2 separate regions of the Homo sapiens genome follow, and region 1 is linked to region 2. A link is a loop called in an ENCODE intact Hi-C map of the cell type or tissue named here. Cell type or tissue: HepG2. All regions are shown on one strand. Each heading gives the region's core, and the rest is flanking DNA. Links, peaks and the distances in the headings are about the cores only.

The links. Hi-C counts contacts between places; a loop is a spot of excess contacts. Peaks named below come from ENCODE experiments on the same cell type or tissue, not always from the same donor. Only the 100,000 strongest peaks of a DNase experiment are listed, where the experiment ranks them.
Region 1: a loop joins it to region 2, with 7 times the contacts of the local background. A loop is called at or near these places in 3 of 110 quality-filtered maps.

The regions. Positions count from the first base shown.
Region 1 is chr3:40,504,508-40,507,421 of GRCh38, reverse strand. It overlaps ZNF620 (zinc finger protein 620), which reads right to left and starts at 1,383. Exons shown (of 5, transcript NM_175888.4): 1 at 1,284-1,383; 2 at 1,046-1,118. The coding sequence starts at 1,069. In HepG2, for the core only: a CTCF peak has its summit at 1,536; DNase peaks (open chromatin) are centred at 1,061, 1,441 and 2,621; H3K4me3 peaks cover 1,755 bases.
Region 2 is chr3:40,326,595-40,329,508 of GRCh38, reverse strand. No RefSeq gene overlaps it. Among named protein-coding and RNA genes, the nearest start is that of EIF1B, 18 kb to the right of the region's middle. In HepG2, for the core only: a CTCF peak has its summit at 1,707 (motif pointing left); a DNase peak (open chromatin) is centred at 1,698.

The sequences.
Region 1 (2,914 bases), core at 139-2,638, 180 kb before region 2:
AAATCATGTAATTCACCACATTAACAAAGAGAGGCTGGGCACGGTGGCTCACGCCTGTAATCCCAGCACTTTGGGAAGCCAAGGTGGGGGAATCACGAGGTCAAGGGATCGAGACCATCCTGGCCAACATGGTGAAACCTGGTCTCTACTAAAAATACAAAAATTAGCTGGGTGTGGTGGCGCGTGCTTGTAGTCCCAGCTACTCGGGAGGCTGAGGCAGGAGAATCGCTTGAACCCCAGAGGTGGAGGGTGCAGTGAACCAGGATCGCGCCACTGCACTCCAGCCTGTCGATAGAGCAAGACTCCATCTCAAAAAAAAAAAAAAAAAAAAACCATATGGTCATCTAAATAGACACAGAAAAAGCAATTGTCAAAATCCAACATCCATTCCTATAAAAACTCTCACCAAAGTAGTACTAGAAGAGAATGCCTGATAAAGGACATTTACAAAACAAAACAAAACAAAAAAGCAAGAAACCTACAGTGAACATCAGTCTTCAGTGTGAAAGATTGAATGCTTTCACTTTAAAAGCATAAATAAGACAAAGATATCTGCTCTCACCACTTCTGTTCAATATTGAAATAATGCTTCTAGCCAGTGCAGTAAGGCAAGACAAAATAAAATAAAAGGCATCCAGACTGGAAAGAAAGGAGTAAAACTATCTTTACTCATAGATGACCTATGTAGAAAATACAATGGAATCTACAAAACAGTTACTAGAATTGCTATACTGAAGAAGTAAGTACTTCTCCAAGCCTGCGGACTAGGGTGAAAGGGGTCTTTATTGGATGTAATAATGCAGATTTCCACATTTCATAATTTTTATTTTTAAGCTGGCTTCAAATGCCAAATCCCAACCAATCCCCCCACACTCACTAGTTTTCTAGTCTTAATTTGGGCATTCTCACCTCTCCATCCCTCTCATAGTGACAGATGCACAATGGAAGCCACTGGCCTACACAACTCAAGATCTGAATGCAGAGGTGACACCTGCTCTCTCTTGACATCTAAAGGGTGGGAGGGAGGGAGAGGATGCTCACTCACCTGGCGCCAAGCGGTCTGGAACATGGCTGGCGTCCCAGCTTCACACACTGCCTCAGGGTTCGGAGAAGTGAAACTGAAGAGAAAATAAAGAAGCACCGGTGAGATTGATGCTGCCTCGCACCCCGCAAATGCCCTCTGTGCTACTTGGGCCCCTCTCCTTTCCGCCAACTCCTCACCCCAAAAAGCAAAGGGGTTGCAAAACCAGGCAGAACAAGCCCCAGGAAAACCAATCAGTTACCCGGACCGCGAACCTCTTCAGCTCGGACCGCGAATCCCGCGCGGCGCAGGCGCAGATAAAGCGTGGAAATTCCACCTGCCGCCGACACCGGGGAAAGCTTGAGACCCTCCGCCGGAAGTGCGTTTTCCATGCCCCTCCTCTCTAGGAACCTGGGAAGTTGCCAGTCTCTGTGGTTTCCTACCCCCGCCGTCAGCGCCAGTGTCCCTACTGCCTGAGACAACACGGGCCCGAGCGGGCGGCCCCAGGCAGGGGTCCTGCAGCGCCCACACCTGGTAGCTCCTTCGGGGCATGACGTCTGGCCAGCTCAGGCCACAGAATGGTTACTATCCTGGGTATTATTCGTGGTTATCTGGCATTTGCCACTCTGGGTGTCCTTCCAGATAATGAAGGGACCATCGCGCCCTTCACATGCGCCAAAACTGTCTGGATTGTGTGGGTGCGCTGCAGTGGGAAAAGTGGGTGTGGGGAAAGGCGAACCCATTACTCAGAAGGCCGAATGTGTATGGACTACGTAGGTCCAGAAACCCAGCTGCACCACTTGCTAGTTGTGTGACCTGCAGCAAGTTTCTTTGCCCCGGTTTCCTTGTCTATTAAATGGGTATTATGATGGTGGTACCAACCTCTTGAGGCTGTTCAGGGTTAATTCATTAAATTAGTTAATTGATAGGTAAATTATTTACAGTTGTGCCTGGCACATAGTATGTACTCGTGAGTTTGTATTGTTTTGTTTTCCAATTGTGTTTTTTGAAGACACAAAATAGGTGCTGCTGGGACTCCAATATGTGGCGTGCTTTAGGGAAATAGATTTTTTTAAGGACAATTTTCGAAGTTTAGCGAAAGAGCTATTAACATTTGGCTTAGAGCCCTTTCCTGCCCTGTACTGGGATGTGTGTCCCGGCCCAGCCTGGAAACAGATTTTAGTTATTCCTTCCACAGGAATTAGATTTATCCACCACTTTCAAAACAAGTCCTGCCATGGAGAGTATATTATGTATCTACTGCTGGATAATAAACTACTCTAATGCTTTGTGGCTAAAAACAATAAACATTGTTATCTTTTGACAGTTTCTGTGGACCCAGAATTCAAGAGCAGCTTGGCTGGGTGGTACTGGCTGAGGGTCTCTGCTGAGGTTGCAGTCAGGTGTCATGTGGGGCTGAAGTCATCTGAAGCTTGACTGAGTTTGGAGGATCCACCTCCAAGGTGGTTTACTCACATGGCTGTCAAGTGGGTGCTGGTTGTTGGCAGGAAGCGTCAGTTCCTTCCCATGTGAGGGTTTTCACAACATGGCATGTAGCTTTCTCCCAAAGTGAGCAATCCAAGAGGCCAAGGCCAAAGCTTTTATGACCTAGTTTTGGAAATCATGCATCATGATTTCCTCAATACATTCTCCTCAGATTAGTCATGATTCAGTGTGGGAAGAGATACACAAGGTTTGAATGCCAGGATATGAGAACCATTGGGAGCCATTGTGGGGCCACCTAGCACAGAGATTTTAACTGTCACAGAAACAGTTCATTTTATAAAATCTATAGTATTTTCACTTTAAAGTTTATGCACAGCACTTGTTTTAAATAATTAGATTTCCAGAAACAATGGCATGACAAGGACATACATGTGCATACTGTCCCTT
Region 2 (2,914 bases), core at 204-2,703:
TTTTGTGCCGAGAATAGTCATTCTGATCCGAGGCACAATTATCCTTAAGTTGCTGCTGAGAAAACTGAGGCTGTGAGAGACTGGCTGGCTTTGGCTTGATCAGGCCATAAAGCTGGAAAGTGGTAGAGCCCGAATCTGAATCCAGGGCTTCTGATTCTGAGTCCTGGCATGGCAGGCCAGGTCTCACTAACAGCTGAACAGGCAAGCCTCCATGACAACTGTTGCGGCACTGACTGAGTGGTTAGGTTAAATATTAAAAGCTAATAGAGCCAGTCTCCTTATGCAAAGGCTGGAATGTAACAAAGCCCACCAAGAGTTTTGCCTAGGCCTTTCCTGGGCCTTGAAGCCTGACACGATAACGAAGGAATTCTTAACAGGACCCATGTAGGATTAAACAAGTTTTATTGGGGGTCTGAAGAAACTCCCCAGACCTCCACAAACAAGTTTTACTGGGCAGGGGGGTGGGGAGGATGGTCTAAAGGAACTCCTCAAACCTCCATGATTTAGCAGGAGACGAGATAAGGGTAATCACTCCGGCACCTGGAGCCATCTAGATTAAGTAAATTTACTGAGGCTCCAGAGAAAGGTCTTCAAAACTCAGACCTTAGTTATATTAGGAGAAGTTAACCACTTATGTCTTTAGATGAATGCACTTACACATAGACATATAGCTTAGAAGGTATATAAACAATGGAAAGCTTTGTAATTTTAAGTTGGTCTGCCTACCCGGTTACAGAAATAAATTCTCTTCTCTCCCAGTTCATCTGCATCTCATTACTGGGCCTTGAGAATAAGCAGCCCGACCCTGGGTTTGATCCGGTAACACTGGGGCATCTCTGAATCAACCACATTGATGCCTGTCATTATGCCACTCTGCACTGCCACGAACCTCTACTCCTCAGAATGTGGCCTGCAAACCCAGATGGCCGGTATCCCCTGGGAGCTTGTTAAAAATGCAGAGCCTTGGGCCACTCCAGGCCTCCTGAGTTGGAATCTGCATTTTAATAAACTTGCCTGGTGACTCTCATTCATATTAAAGAATAAGAAGCCCTCAGGAGGCTGCAGAGGGATTGGAGATCAGGTCACTTGAGAGAGAGAAGGGGAATGAGTGTGTGTGTGGGGGGGGGGCGGGTGTGTGTGTGTGTGTGTGTATACTTGTGAACACAGGCCAGGCATATGTGTAGTTTGGAAAGGTCTAACAGCTCAGAGGCACCATGTCTTCCCTCAGATAACATCACTTCCACATCCTGTTTGTTGGAAAATTGTTCCCAACTAAAGGCTAAGATTTTTAACTCTTGAAATTGAGTTATGTGCGGACTGCTCATTTGTGATCCAAAACGTCAGCTGAGAGACTGCACCAAGAGAAACCTCTCCAGGGAATGGCTGAGTAGCTTTCGCAAACATAGGGACACAGGAAAGCAAGTGCTTCTTCCTTCTGGGAGGTTTCTAGACTTCTGGAATGAGAGGTCCCCTGAGGGTGCATTGCCAGACATTTCTCTGCATCTTTAAAACCAGAGTTTTTATTTGTTATGTTTTTTTCTTGAGTGCCTAGAGGATCTAAGAGTTTAGCCAGTATCATATAACCTCTCAACTCTTCTGATGTTGGACCTTTTCTCTGAAACAAACTCAAAGACAAGCAAGCAAATTAGATGACTACAGCATACAAAACATAAAGGCTGGACCTAAATGGGTCAATAGCACCATCTCTTGGCCATGTGTGAGTACTGCATCTACCAGTTTTCAACTAGTGAAAGTACAAAACACACCTGTGGATTTGCGGTTAACTAAAGCAGAGTAAAAATATCCCTGCCACACTGTGAGGCATAGAAACACCCAAGATAATGAGAAAGTGGAAAGTTAATGCTGTCTTCAAGGAAATCAGTTAACACCTAATTATATCCACATGTAATATTTGAATTAGTTTTGCCACAAGTAGTGAAAACGAACAAGGTTGAGGAGGATGCCAACAGCACTGCGTATTTCTGAAGGCTTTGAGCAGGGCGATAGACCACAGAGCTCCCCAAGGAGTGGAGGACACCTTATTAAACAGGCATTAGAAAATGGTTGTATGTAGGCCGGACGCGGTGGCTCACGCCTGTAATCCCAGCACTTTGGGAGGCCGAGGCGGGCGGATCATGAGGTCAGGAGATCGAGACCGTCCTGGCTAACACGGTGAAACCCTGTCTCTACTAAAAATACAAAAAATTAGCCGGGCGTGGTGGCGGGCGCCTGTAGTCCCAGCTACTCGGGAAGCAGAGGCAGGAAAATGGCGTGAACCCGGCAGGCGGAGCTTGCAGTGAGCTGAGATCGCTCCACTGCACTCCAGCCTGAGCGACAGAGCGGGACTCCGTCTAAAAAAAAAGAAAGAAAGAAAGAAAAGAAAATGTTTGCACGTGAATGTTAACAAAAATACTAAATATCAAAATCTGCAGGCTGCGCAAGGGAAATTTACATCCTTACGTGCTTACATTCGAAAAGAAGTTAAAAGTTAATGGGCTAAGCAACTAAATTGAGAAGTTACAAAAAGAATATGCAAAGAAAGTAGGAGGAAGAAAACTCATAAGGGAAGAAACTAATAAAACAGAAAATAAGCATGTAATAGGAAGAATCACTAAAGCTAGAGGTTGGTTTTTTGAAAAGATGAAAGAATAAAAACTGATAAGCCTCTGGCAACACTGATCAAGAAAAAAAAAAAGAGAAAAGTTGCCAAAAAAAAAAAAATGGAGCTATAACTACAAAGGGTTAGTCCCAGGGTTCCACAGCTCTGCTTGTAAAAAGACGATTGAAATTCCACATTAGATCTCACCCTTTCACATTTTCATATCCTTTCCTCTTTGATTTCCATAAAGATAGCATGACCAATGTTTTCTCCCTTGATATGTAATAATGAAAAGCTAACATTTGTTAAATGCAT